Linked DNA regions of Homo sapiens: region 2 is linked to region 1. Evidence: chromatin loops called from intact Hi-C (ENCODE). Cell type or tissue: OCI-LY7. All regions are shown on one strand. Links, peaks and the distances in the headings refer to the core of each region. The heading gives the core; the rest is flanking DNA.

Region 1 (7,123 bases), core at 1,213-6,212:
CTAACTTCAAACTATACTACAAGGCTACAGTAACCAAAACAGCATGTTACTGGTACCAAAACAGAGATATAGATCAATGGAACAGAACAGAGCCCTCAGAAATAATACCACACATCTACAACCATCTGATCTTTGACAAACCTGACAAAAACAAGAAATGGGGAAAGGATTCCTTATTTAATAAATAGTGCTGGGAAAACTAGCTAGCCATATGTAGAAAGCTGAAACTGGATCCCTTCCTTATACCTTATACAAAAATTAACTCAAGATGGGTTAAAGACTTAAATGTTAGAACTAAAATCATAAAAACTCTAGAAGAAAACCCAGGCAATACCATTCAGGATGTAGCCATGGGCAAGGACTTCATGTCTAAAACACCAAAAGCAATGGCAACAAAACCCAAAATTGACAAATGGGATCTAACTAAACTAGAGAGCTTCTGTACAGCAAAAGAAACTACCATCAGAGTGAACAGGCAACCTACAGAATGGGAGAAAAATTTTGCAATCTACTCATCTGACAAAAGGCTAGTATCCGGAATCTACAATGAACTCAAACAAATTTACAAGAAAAAACCCCATCAACAAGTGGGCAAAGGATATGAACAGACACTTCTCAAAAGAAGACATTTATGCAGCCAAAAGACACGTGAAAAAATGCTCATCATCACTGGCCATCAGAGAAATGCAAATCAAACCACAATGAGATACCATCTCACACCAGTTAGATTGGCCATCATTAAAAAGTCAGGAAACAACAGGTGCTGGAGAGGATGTGGAGAAATAGAAACACTTTTACACTGTTGGTGGGACTGTAAACTAGTTCAACCATTGTGGAAGAAGACAGTGTGGCGATTCCTCAGGGATCTAGAACTAGGAGTACCATTTGACCCAGCCATCCCATTACTGGGTATATACCCAAAGGATTATAAATCATGCTGCTATAAAGACACATGCACACGTATGTTTATTGAGGCACTATTCACAATAGCAAAGACTTGGAACCAACCCACATGTCCATCAGTGATAGACTGGATTAAGAAAATGTGGCATATATACACCGTGGAATACTATGCAGCCATAAAAAAGAATGAGTTCATGTCCTTTGTAGGGACATGGATGAAGCTGGAAACCATCATTCTCAGCAAACTATCACAAGGACAAAAAACCAAACACCGCATGTTCTCACTCATAGGTGGGAAATGAACAATGAGAACACTTGGACACAGGAAGGGGAACATCACACACTGGGGCCTGTCGTGGGGTTGGGGGAGTGGGGAGGGATAGCATTAGGAGATATACCTAATGTAAATGATGAGTTAATGGGTGCAGCACACCAACATGGCACACGTATACATATGTAACAAACCTGCACGTTGTGCACATGTACCCTAGAACTTAAAGTATAATTAAAAAAAAACAAAAAGCACACTGTGCCCCATAAATATGTAGTTATGCCAATTATAAATAAAAAATCATTTTTTAAATTATAAGAAAAAAAGTGGCAAAATGCCAGACCAGGAAGTCCAGACTGGAACAGGGAGAACATAAAGGTAGGAGAGGAAGAAAACAGAGACATCAAAGGACCCTAGGTCTCCATGAATAAGCACATTGAAATAAGAGAATGACAGATGGGAGAAAAGGAGCTGGTGACCAAAGGAATCAAAAATAATGTATGTGATATTTAATGTTATATGTGAACTTGACTGGGCCACCAAATGCTCAGATAGTGGGTTAAACGCTATTTCTGTGTGTGTGTATGAGGGAGTTTCCAGGTTAGAGTAACATTTGCATTGGTGGACTCAGTAAAGTAGATTTCCTCCCCTATGTAGATGAGCATTATTCAGTCCACTGAGGACCTGAATAAAACAAAAAGCAGAGGAAGGAGGAATTCATCCCTTTTTTCTGCCTCACTGTTTGCACTGAGACATCTCATCTCATGTTCTCCTTGCCCTCAGACTGAGATTTCCACCAACAGCTCCCGATTCTCAGGTTTTCAGAGTCAAACTGAATTACAACACGGGTTTCCCCAAGCTTCCAACTTGCAGGTCATGGGACTTCTCAGCCTCCACAATCCTGTAAGCCAGTCCCTTAAAGAGGGCCACAGATTCTTTGCTATTTCCCCCACCGAAATTATATTCAAGTATGTAATTTCCATATACTTGAATCTGAGCTTACTCTGGGGATAAGGATTACCTTTCCAATAAAATGATATAAATGATGATCTGGGGCTACATAGCCTGGGGGATGGGAAAGAAGCCTTGTAGCTTCCATCCAGACCTCTGAGCAGCCTTATAAGAAGTCCAGCTATTCTGAGGCCACCAGTGCTGGATATAATGTGTGGGGAGGCCATAAAGAGAGGTCCTGGGACTATAAGAAGAAAGAGATGCCTGGACAGCCCTCCACTATCCTAGGCCCAGTTATTTGAATGATCCCAGCCAAGGCCCCAGATGTCACAGAGGCAGAGACCTTATCCTTGCTGTTGTCCTTGCTGCATCCTGAAAACCTTGTAGATTTATGAGCAAAATAAATGATTGCGGTTTGGGTGGTTTATTATAAAATTGGAGGTAAGCTTTCAGAGATGGCCCAATTTAGGGTGAAGACAAGAGCCAGGGAAGGGCCAAGATGATACAGGTAGCTGAAGAAGATGAAAGTGGAACTCTCTGGTATCAAGAGAGCCATGTGGGGAAAGGAACCCTCATTCGGGATGAAGAGGACACCAGATCAGAGAAAGGAGATGAGAGAAACTCGTCAGAACGTGCAAACCCCTTAAGAGATTAGTTTTATTTTCAGGTACCATAGAAACATCTATTTGTATTTGAACACACTTGTTAGTATCTAACTGTATAAACTGAGTTATATATGTATATATGTATAAACATGCTCAGCAACTATTTAAATTTAGAGTGTACGATGATGCCCTAGGTGACTGCCCTATAAATTTGAAATGATAAATTGCATTTCTTCAAAATAATATTCTTAAATATAGATGTCCTATAACTCAACTCATTTCACCACGTCCCACTCAACTCCCTGGCAACAGAGGACTGTTGCAGGCCTGGTCCCTACCCACCACTGACCAGGTGAGCCAGCAGACGGGCAACAGTGTGTGTGAACTACAAAACAGCTGCTGCTTCACCTGCACCTTGCACATCTCCCATGGGAACTCCTGCTGTGGCCCACCCACTCAAACCAGAAACATAGAAGGAAGAGAATTCTGGGAAATGTACTTCAACTTCACCAAGTCAACACATTGCAAGCCACCACAGATACTAATCAAGCAGCAATAATGAGCATGTACTATCATTATTCAAATTTTAACAAAGGTGGAAACTGAGGCTCTGGTTATATAGACTCCAAACTGATGCCAAAGCCTGTGCTCTGAGCTGTCACACAGCAGTATTTTTTGCTTCCACTTTAGGAAATTTCATCATGGTGGGCAGATGATAAAAACACCTAGATCTTTTTAGCCCCCATTGTGCTCTATGAATGACAAATGTAATCTGTCAGCCACTATGGATACCGGGCCTAGGGTCTATGAGCTTTTCAGACGCCTACAAAACAGAAGTAAAGCCTGACAATGAAAAATATTGACCACAGAATATAAAAAGAAAACTGAAAATTAATACAGGCTTAATTATATGTCTATAAATCTTTGACTTGACTACAGCTTACTGGGTGAAATTTTAAATTAATTTTCTATCGTGCAAGATTTAGATGTATGAATGTGTTTGATATAATGTGAAATGATAGCTCCAAAACTAAGAGCTCCTAGGTCTACCAATTTTCTTCTGGACAGAGGAAAATTTGAGGAGGGCTGATGTCATTAAAACCTATTTCAGAGATGAATTTGGGGCAGATACTGCAGTCCAGTGTGGAATTGCAAGTGTGGAGAGAAGAGGAAAAATGCTACCTGATATTTACTAGGGATATATATAAAATGAAGTGAAAATGGACAGCCGTGGTCTTGGCACACTGCCCACCTTGCTGATGTGTCAGGAGCATTTTAAACATATCACTGCAGGTGGTGAATGAGAACAGAAACCAGAAATGTACAGATTAAATTTAGCAGCAGATTGAATCACACTCACCAAGATGTTTGCCTCCCTGCCTGTTCCCTTCTTCCTCTCAGCTCAGGCTGCAGGACACCTAATCACAGAAGGCAGTCTTCTAGTGAATTCAATTAACTGGAAAATGCCTTGTGTGAGTTAATGGATAGGAGAAATGAAAACAGACATAACTTCTTCACAGAAATGGCCACAAGCAGTATGGGAAGGATTCAGTGCTGTGCAGGCTACACTCCTCTTTTTTGGAGTCCAGATATTTCCACAAGCGTGGCAACTATACGTCCTAGGTTGTGGGGAGCAGTTAGCTCTGAGACAAAACCACTCTTCTGGTTGGGCTCCTGCCTCTGTAGAACTTCAGCTCCATGAGAATGCATAAGCACTAGTGTCCTGATCTTCATGGACATTCAGAGTGTTTGCTCTGAATACTTGAAATACTCTCAAATGGTAGTAATGGATAGCTGTCATGCATTGAGCATTTATCATGTGTCAGGCAACATGCTAAGCCAAGCTGTCTGCCTTTACAACACCTGCTGTTAAGCATTATGATAAACTGGCTTCATGTGACATAGGACTGTCACCCAACCACCACTACCATCTACTAGGTACTCATTGCTTCCCCAGCAAAAGGGCACCCTACTTGAGTTTAAACACGTGCATCAAGGAGGATCTTGGCACCTTCCTCTTCACCCTTCCGGAGGCCTGCATTCTAAGGCGAAATGACATATGCCTACTTGGCTTGTCTCTGGGTGCGCTTGTCTAACTCCCTTACCTTGTCTCAAATGACTTGCATTTATTTCTCTTGAGATCTCAGACAGGGCTTACTTGTTAACCTCAAACTGAATTTAATCAAAACGTACAATGAGAGGTAGTATTGTTTAAGGATGTGGTCTTTGGAGCTGTACAGCCTGAATTTGAATCCCTGCCTTATCATTTATGGTCTTATAGGCATGTTCTTTAACAGGTACTTAAAATCCCTGTTACTTCCAGTTTTCTCATCTTTAAATGGATATAGTAATAATGCTTACCTCATATGATGTTGTGAGGAATAACAAATTATATGGAATATGCTTACTACAATATGTGGTACATAGTCAGCACTCAACAAATATTAGCAATTTTAGTAATAACTAGTTGCCAATAAAGACACTGGGCAATGAATAAGACCTTATCCCTCAAAACTTAGAAGCTTGCAGTTCAATGGAGGAAGCAGATATCACAACTATAACCACAATACAAGAGGGTGGACACTAGAAGTCCAGATATGCACCGGTTTACAATTCCTTCTACTCCTATCAGGAGTTCGGCTCACCACACGAGGGGCATGATTGAAGCCTACCATGGTGGAGGAAATGGGAGGCCACTTGTGCCCCATTTCCCACTTCCCAATAAGCCCAAATGACCTGAGTGACCTTGAAGACATGATATAGGAGGTTATAGCTCATTGCTTCTTTCAACAAGTATCTGTTAAACCCAAATGTGCAAAACCCTGTTTCAGGGGATGCATAGAGTTTGCAATCTAGCCAGAAAGACAACATTGAACAAAAAATTGTAAGTGCATTATATATCAGAAAGTAGAGATGTTGGTGCCAAAAATCTGAAAACTCCTGAAGCATATGAGACCAAGATGGAATAGGTGTTAGTTCAGAGAAGGGAGTGAGGAGCCTTAAAAGCATAATAGTTGAAATAAAGAGGCCCTGCCCAATATTACAATCCATACAACCTATACATGAAGATGGATAAGCAGACATAGAACCCCTTATTAATTAATTTAGTCTCTGTTTTTTAACTGGACCATTGAGTTCAGGGCAGAGCCCAATAAGGAAAAGGGCCAACAAAACATTTGTAGTTTTTAGGGCCTAATAATTTAAATATATGAAAAGCAGGTACAGTTGAAAGGCAAAGTATCTAGAGTATCTAGATCTTTAAAAATTAAAGAGTCCACCTTTACACTGAATCTCAGGTTCCCAAAAAGAGCGAAATGCCATGAGAACAGGTCCTGCAATGCTTTTGTAGTGCACTTTGTTATAAAGACATTTTTAAGTGTTTAAACTGCACCTTTTAAAATCTAAGCACATAAAGAAACAAGTAGTCCCATGCAGTAATAACCATTTACTGTAAACAATTGTTGCCAGCCACCTCTAAAACCACAGCTCCTTCCAGTGATTCACCAATTATCACACACAGAAAGTTAAAGTGTTTTCCACAGTATAAAGTAATATGTGGTACCTCCAAAAGCCAAAGAGATTAGATAATGCAACATGAAAGACAGAGTTTTAGGCCAGAGAAGAATCTGCCCATGACGTTTTAGACTCCAGAGCAAGACCGAAGACTGCAAAAAGGGAACCCCTTATGATTCTATTGAGAGTAGAATTCTAGCTCATTGTTAATATTTGAAAAACTATTTTAGGAGTATAAATCCTAAAGAAAACTATTTTAATTTGTAGGCTTCACAATGGATAAGGAAAATAGTAGAAAATTATAATAGGTAAAGATATACCTATAAACACAGTTGTGTGTAATTTAAATCATTAATAAGAATATGAAACATACATGTAGGCAAATACACACACTATGCTTAGATCTCTTCTTTTCTGTTCCTAGAATTTCTCCTATAGTTGGCAATGAACATTCTTATCTCATGAGTTATCAAATCAGGCCATTACATATAACTCTGTATATAATGAATCAATAAACTAAATAAAGCTGCCAGCTTGCTTTTCCTCCTAGACCAAACCCTCCTGCCCTGAGCGGGCCACTGCAGTTTAAATTCCAGTCATGTCCTTCTGCCTGTCTTTACTGTCTCTTAAGGAATGCTGTCTAGAGCAGTCACATCCTCCCTCGCAGTCTGGGAGATTAACGGACCCAACGCAGGGCGGGTCAGAGGCAGCCTGGCAAGGAGGCTCTTCACGGTTCCTGAGTTGCTTAGAAAGGGAGTGAGGAATAATTTAAATATAAAAATCTACAAATACTGTAGAGATAGACAAAAATAGGAGCTGACTATACAAATGTGCTCTAACCCTTGAATCTAGGAGGACAGAGTGACCAGCTACCCGGGAA
Region 2 (7,123 bases), core at 1,236-6,235, 96 kb after region 1:
GCGACAACACTGTGAAAGTCCATTGTCGCCTTTCCCACATGAAGGCAAACTGGTCCCAGCTCTCTGGAGCGATGTTGATGGAGAAAAATGCATTGGCCAAGTCCACTACATAATGGTATTGTGCCAGTTCCATCAACAAATGGTCCATTATATTCATGATTGACAGCACAGCTGCATGCAAAGGGGGTGTTACTTTATTCAGTTCCCAGTAGTCCACCATTATCTGCGAAGTTCCATCAGGCTTCCTAACTGACCACACTGGAGAATTGTAGGGACTATGGGTGCCACACACTATCTGCACCTCCTCCAGCTTTTTAATTGTCTCAGTTATCTCTGTATGCCCACCCAGCAAATGGTATTGACAGGTGGAAGTAACCTGTCGGGGTTGTGGCAGGACCCGAGGCTGGTGATGCATATGTCCATGCAGCACTGGCTTCATCACGTGCACCTGGAGTCTGAATTCCCCAGCCATGGTTTGTAACACCAGGCCATGTAAAAGTACACCCCCAGAATGTATTCTGGTATGGGAGAAACATATACAGTATATAAATGGGGAGCCAAGTGGCCAGTGGTGTGGTACAGACATACAGGTTTCACTCTCACTGATCGGCCTCCGTAAGCATCAATGTGTGCAGCTTTGCCTGTGGGTTCCCATAAACAAGACTACAGTCTGTGCCAGTAGCTACCAGCACCAGCACCCGCTGTACATTGCTGGGGGACCAGTGGATTGCTAATTCTACATGTGGCCTCCAGTCGCCCAGTGTCTTCCTAAGCAGGGCACCTTGGCCAGTTCCCTAATCAAACAGAAAAGGCTCTGCATTTCCACCTGGCTGCAGCAAGCAGTCTTCAAGCTGGAGCCGCCCAGGTGGGACAGCGTTGTGCAGCAGTGTCCTTCTCCCCCTTGGACATTTTCTGGAATTGCTGCTCCAGAGACAACTGTCTCCACAAAGTTAAGAGTACTTCACTGGGCTGCTTATTGATTTTCTCTCAGTCAACCCTGGCCAAAATCAAATCTATGCACATATGTGAGCGTGTCACTCATTGGGGCCCCCTTTTATCCCATGGGGGAACCCCCTGCAGGTGGGGGAGCTTCCTCTTCTTTACAGCATGGACCCCTCAGTCCCGCCGATGGCCTTCTGCTTCCCTGAGAGCCACCATAGCAGTGGTCACTTCATGTGCGCGGCACCCTACGTACTAGGTGAAGACAGCAGCTAGGGAGCCAAAGGCACTGAGGGGCACAGGTCCCAACACAAGATCTCTCATGTGGTAGGTGAAACGTTCATCAGTGATACCCACAGATATTCAGATCAGACATAGCCTGCCGCATACCCATTTCCCAGATGACTTGCACCAAATCAGCATATGACTGCCGTTTACTCACAGTTTTGGGTATTTCACTGGCATCATTTCACACAGTCCGCATGGCTGCCCATAGCCACTCAGTCAGGGTGTGGTCACCTTGCCCTGCCGTTAACTGCCTCCTCACTTGGAACCGCTGACAGAGGGAGGGGTGAGTCTAATGGTGGCCAGCTTTTCCATCTCAGAGGCAGAACAAGAAATACTATCTGCTCCCTCATTTCACAAATGAAGCATCCAGGCAGACAGGGGTTCTCCTGGACGCTGGTGGACCTGCTTGCCTAATTCCCGCAACTCAGTTGCGGTACAGGCAATATATGAAGTGTGTTGTGTTATAGTGGGCAATCCCTGAGCCCGCCCTTGGGGTCCCAACAGCTGTTCATGATCTACCTTCTGACGGACCACTGGGCGACCCTGCAACAGGGGTTCTTCCTCCTCGGTATCAGACTGAGTGGGGAGTCTCCGGCTGAAACGACGGGCCCAGGCCTGCATTCATGGCAGCCCCTAATTCTTTTTCCAAGCTCTGAAGCCAGGTCTCCAGGTGCCCCACCTGCACCTGGAAGTCCCCATTTATGGCAGCCTCTAACTCTTTTTCTGATCTGTATAGCCAGGTCTCCAGGCACCCCGTCTGCGCCTGGAGGTCCCTTACCTGTACTGCACCTCAGGGACTGGGTGTGTACTTTTTTGTAGCACAGTCAAAGAGCCCCATCTGACTCTGCCGGCAAAGGCTCCCTCCTTCTCAGTGCTGTGTGCTTCCAGTTGCTCCAGCACCTTCTCCATGCTTGCAGGAGACCCATCTACCACCACCCAGGTATCCACCGGAGCCCATCCAAGCAGCACAGCTGCCAATGGGTACCACCAACCCATGTTACAGCCACATGGCCAACCCAGAATCAGCAGAAGCCAAAGGCTCACTCACCTCAGGATCCTGTTCATGACACCAATTGTCAGGTTCTATCCCAAACTGAGGTCCGAGGGGAGTCGGTGGGGGAGTAGCTGGAAAAACACTACAGGAATCGTAGGGAGTTTTGATATGGCTTTATCCTCTTTCTGGGCACAAGCCCTATGTATAGCCGCTAGCAGGGTAATTATACCTTTTGTAGACAACAGTGTCTCTAAGCCAGGCACAGACTCATGTGAGTGATCACCTAATGCACTTCACGTGGCATGGTTACATAATGTGTGGCCACAGGTCAGGGCCTTTCCCGGACCAAAACGCCACTGGAGACTGATCTCAGGTGCAGCTTGTTCTAGCTGAGGGTCTAAGGATATGTAAATACCCATCATGAGCAGGGGAGGCAGTAACGAAAGCCCAGGCCAGCTCGCAGGAAGCCCCAGGTGTTTTTTATGAGAGTGTTTTGAGAGTGCACCTGTGCTCCAAACCCAGTGAATCATGCTGTGCCAGAAGGCTGCCTCAGCCTATTCCTGACTAAAGTGCAGCCATTTCCCTTACAATGTGTACATAGAAGTTATCAGGTAGGACTTAAAAAGAAGGTAGACAGCTGTAGGCATAAGCACTTTTCTTTTTTAAAAAACCTTCCACCTTTTTTTCCTGCTTTCTGTCTGGAATGCAAAGATGATGCCTGGTGCTCTAGCAGCGATATTCAATTATAAGACAAATCCAAGGTGGAGGATACATACTAAAATGGTGAGGCAGAAAGATAGATCGGTTCCTTGGTCCCTGAAAAATACCATGATACCAACGCACCAGCCCACTAATGTGAAGCACAATACATTTCCATCTGGTTTAAGCCACCGTTCCTTCTGGTCTTTGACAAGAAAGTTTCTTCTAGTAACTAAATGTAATTCCTAACAAATATACTACGAATATGTATAAGATTCCCACATTCATTGATCAATAGTTCAGATCTCTCCCGATAACTCCAGAACTATCCTCTAGCTGGATGTGCCAGCTGCCTCAATGGCAACATTCTCAAAATCAAACTCATTATCACTTTGCCCACTCCCAACCCTCACATCCCACACTGTGTCTGTTCCTCAGCTTGAGGGGTGGTGGATAAGGAACAAAGAGCTGACAAGCAATGAGCTCTGGGTCTCAAGAAAAGGGACACGTACCACGACTGGCCACTTGGAGTTAAAGGAGGAAGGACACCCAGCCACAGGTCAGGGACTTTCCTGGACCAAAACGCCACTGGAGACTGATTTCAGGTGCAGCTTGTTCCAGACTGAGGGTCTAAGGATATGTAAATACCCATTATGAGCAGGGGAGGCAGTAACGAAAGCCCAGGCCGGCTTGCAGGAAGCCCCAGGTGTTTTTTATGAGAATGTTAAAAGTGGCTGAATAGGATGGCTCACACCTGTAATCCCTGCACTTTGAGAGGCTGAGGCAGGAGGATCACCTGGGCCCAGGAGTTTAAGATCAGCCTGGGCAACAAAGAAAGACCCTGGCTCTACAAAAATTAAAAAATTAACCAGGCATGGTGGCACGTGCCTGTAGTCCCAGTTACTGAAGAGGCTGAAGCAGGAGGATCACTTGAGCCTGGTAGGTTAAGGCTGCACTGAGCCATGAGCCATGATCATGCCATTGCATTCCAGCCTGGGCAACACGGTGAGATCCTGTATCAAAAAAAAAAAAAAAAAAAAAAAAAAAGGAAAAGCCAGTTATTACTGCTGAAAATACCTAGTAATATTTTATCAAGGAATGACCCCAGATGAAATATGGGAAATATCTATCTCTCAGGTAACAGGTGGCAGCCAGGAAATGGCCATGTTTTCAGATTTGTTGGGCCTGAGTAATGGTATGTGTATATGTGAGTATGTCATGGGTATCTATGCTCTGTATGTGTGTGTGGTGAGTTTGTGCAATGTGTGCAGAGTGTAAACATGTACACACATCTATGCATATGCAGGTACCTGCTGTGTGTGTGGACTGTGAGAGTTTGGAGGGAGGCAGTGAGTGGGGTAGTGAGAGACTGCTGCCTGTCCATAATGGAGTATCTAATATTGTGAGAGTTTACCTTGACCAAGCACCCTCATGTCAATGTGCTCATTTGGGCCTCACAAAAGTTTATAAGGTGGGACTAATGTTGCTCCTATTTTTCAAATGAAGGGACTGAGACACAGACAGGTAGAATCCAACTAAAAAGAACATCCTGCACAAAGGTGTCACAGTGCTGGGCTTTCTATATGAGAGCTGTGCGAATGGAAGTTCTCTCAAAGGGAGGGGAGATAGCACCACCTAAGTCAAGAATTTGTGTCCGTTTGTCCATCGCATGCTCCTGCCTCCTATTCGTGCACTCATCCATTCATTTATTCATTCATTTTCATTTATTCAGTCTCAAACATGAATTTGATCTCTCTTGCATGTCAGACCAGCTGACCTTGACTGTGTGTGGGAGAAACAAGGTGAGAGGCCTGGGTACCCAGAAGTGGCACTAATAGGGCAAAAATGACCCAAGTGGGAAGTGAGTGAAGGAAGGGAAATTACAAAAGAGAGAGTGGGCAGAATTTAATTAAATTGCGAATACATCCCAAGCTTTCTTTTCTTTACATTCAGGCTCCACCTGATTAAATTTCAGAACCCTAGAGTTTATGTTTAAAATGCCTTCTAAAATTAGCACGCAAAGCCCTGCAGTTTCTGCAACATGCTCTCCTTATTAACAACACCTGCCCTTCTCAGGCACCACCCACATTTCCAGAGCACTGCTCCAGCTAGGAAGGAGCAGGGAGTTACAAGGCCTGGTTCTACTTCAGCTCTGTCAGGAAAGAGCTGGGTGGCTTTGGCTGAGACTCACCCGCTGGGACTCCATTTATGCCAAGTCAAGTCAGCAAAGCAGGTACAGCTGTTCCCTCAGGGATTTGGAGAAACGCTGTATCAAGCTCTGCATGTGGGGACATTGTGGGCATTGGTGCCAGGCCTGTGAGCTTCTGACCTGATAAGCGTTGCTCCTTGTTTTTGACTTCCCAAGTGGTTGCATGTCTCTTCATTAGACCAGTACATCTTCCCTTCAAGACAGGCATCTATTCCCACTCCATTCGAAAAGTGAAGTTTTAGAGTGGTTTGTAGGCTGGCTAGAGACCTCAGAACAAGTCAGTGGATGAGGGAGAAATGAGACTCAGAACCCTCCAGGCAGGGGTTCAGTCATTCTCTCCTTCCTTCTTTCCACATTCATTATATACCTTTGTGTACCAGGTACACAGCAATAAACCACCTGCTGTCTGCTGGCACAAAGCTGCAGTCTGAGGGAGGAGGGAGGGAAGTTGACAGGCAGTCACCCCGCGACAGTGACAGTGCTGTGGTCATGGTGTGGCGGGATAACCAGTGAGGTATGGAGATACAGCAGAGGGCCCCTCAACTTCAGCCTGCCCCGGGGAACTAGGAATCATTCTGGGCTTTGCCAGGTATGTCCACTGCTGTGTCCCAACACCAGCTTCCCCACTGCTCCCAGTGTTCCTCAACATCCAGGGTGAGCCCTGGCCTCCATTTCCTCCAGGAGCCTTTGTGTGCAGAGGCTCAGAGCCAGAAGGCCACCCCACACCACAAGGCCCTGGGGGGATTTTGGAATTAGGTGTTAACATTGAGAAGGTGCACACTTACTTCCATTTTAGTATTTGTAATTGGAAAGGGCTGCTTGAATTTCTGGGAGAATTTTATCCCCTTCCTTCCAGGTCATTTGGAGTTTCCTTTATAATTTCATTTTTAATTATATGTTATTTTTCTCAGCTCAAATCTGTTGCCAATATCAAAGCTGTTGAAAACATTTTTGGATTCTGTTATGATACATGCCATGGGGTGAAAATGTTGTTATCTTAACAGCTGGCCCCAGAGTTCTCCTTAGGGAGGGAGAACTCTTTGTTTTGAGAAAATACCTTAACAAGGACCTTGGGGTAGAAAGTGAAACCTACAGGAACCTTAGCACAAAGCCACTGGCAATAATGAACCTAAAATATAAGAAAGGAATTTGTTTTAGCTCTAGAGAGGGAGCAGAAACAGAGGGATGGAGACTGAAAGGAGAGGAAGAAGGAGAATTAAGATTAAGAGAAGTCTATAAGTTAAGATTGAGTCCAAGTCACTGGCAGGCCCCCAGCATTGGGTGGAGTCCAGACCCTGACCCGAGAGATAGTTTAGTGCCAGCAAATTGTGAGACCCAGGATGCCAAATGTTCCTCTTGAAAGTTCATTGCTGTTATGTAGAAAGCCACTCATCTCCCTCCAAAATTTTAGCAAACTCTGTAACACTCATGAGCACTGTATGAGTAGAATTCTTTTAAGGCTTGAAGAAGGGGCTGAGCTTCTTGTCTGGATCAATGTCACAAGGCAGAAGTGTTCCTGAGAAGATAAGCTGCTCTCATCCCCTGGGCTTGCGGAAATCTTGGGACAACTTTGGACTTCGGCAGAAAAGAACTGTAGTTTGAGGAGGCCAGTGTTGACATGTGAATTAAATAAATGCAAAGCAATTAATTAAACCAAGACACTAAGGGTGCTGGGACAAGAATCTAATTTGATAGAACCCTGCCTAGGAGCAATATCACTACTCCACGCTCTGCAAAGTGCTTTCTCATGCATTGTCTCATTTGATCTCACACCACCTCTGGAAGGCAGCCTGGATGGAGAGGCTGGTGCCTATTTTACGGGTGCAAAAAAAGATGTTCTCTTTTCATGCCCTTTCAGGCCTGAACTCTCTGAGGCAGATGGAATTCTCCTTGAAGGCTCACCAGGAGTAGGAACCAGAAAGCTTGTTCTGCTAAACCTGGAAGATCAGCACCATGAGACGGGGAAGGTGGATGGAGGGGTGATTTGTCTAAAG

Evidence for each region. Peaks named below come from ENCODE experiments on the same cell type or tissue, not always from the same donor. Only the 100,000 strongest peaks of a DNase experiment are listed, where the experiment ranks them.
Region 2: it touches region 1 in a loop (6-fold over the local background); 4 of 110 quality-filtered maps call a loop at or near these places.

The regions. Positions count from the first base shown.
Region 1 is chr11:87,451,357-87,458,479 of GRCh38, reverse strand. The region is part of intron 2 of LOC107984361 (a long non-coding RNA gene); the gene reads right to left. Among named protein-coding and RNA genes, the nearest start is that of LINC02711, 260 kb to the left of the region's middle. In OCI-LY7, for the core only: a CTCF peak has its summit at 3,563; DNase peaks (open chromatin) are centred at 3,129, 3,439, 4,029 and 4,619; H3K4me3 peaks cover 2,992 bases; H3K27ac peaks cover 4,876 bases.
Region 2 is chr11:87,355,103-87,362,225 of GRCh38, reverse strand. LOC107984361 (a long non-coding RNA gene) reads right to left here and starts at 2,473. Exons shown (of 5, transcript XR_002957261.2): 1 at 2,276-2,473. In OCI-LY7, for the core only: a CTCF peak has its summit at 3,542; DNase peaks (open chromatin) are centred at 2,635, 3,585, 5,585 and 6,207; H3K4me3 peaks cover 4,595 bases; H3K27ac peaks cover 4,852 bases.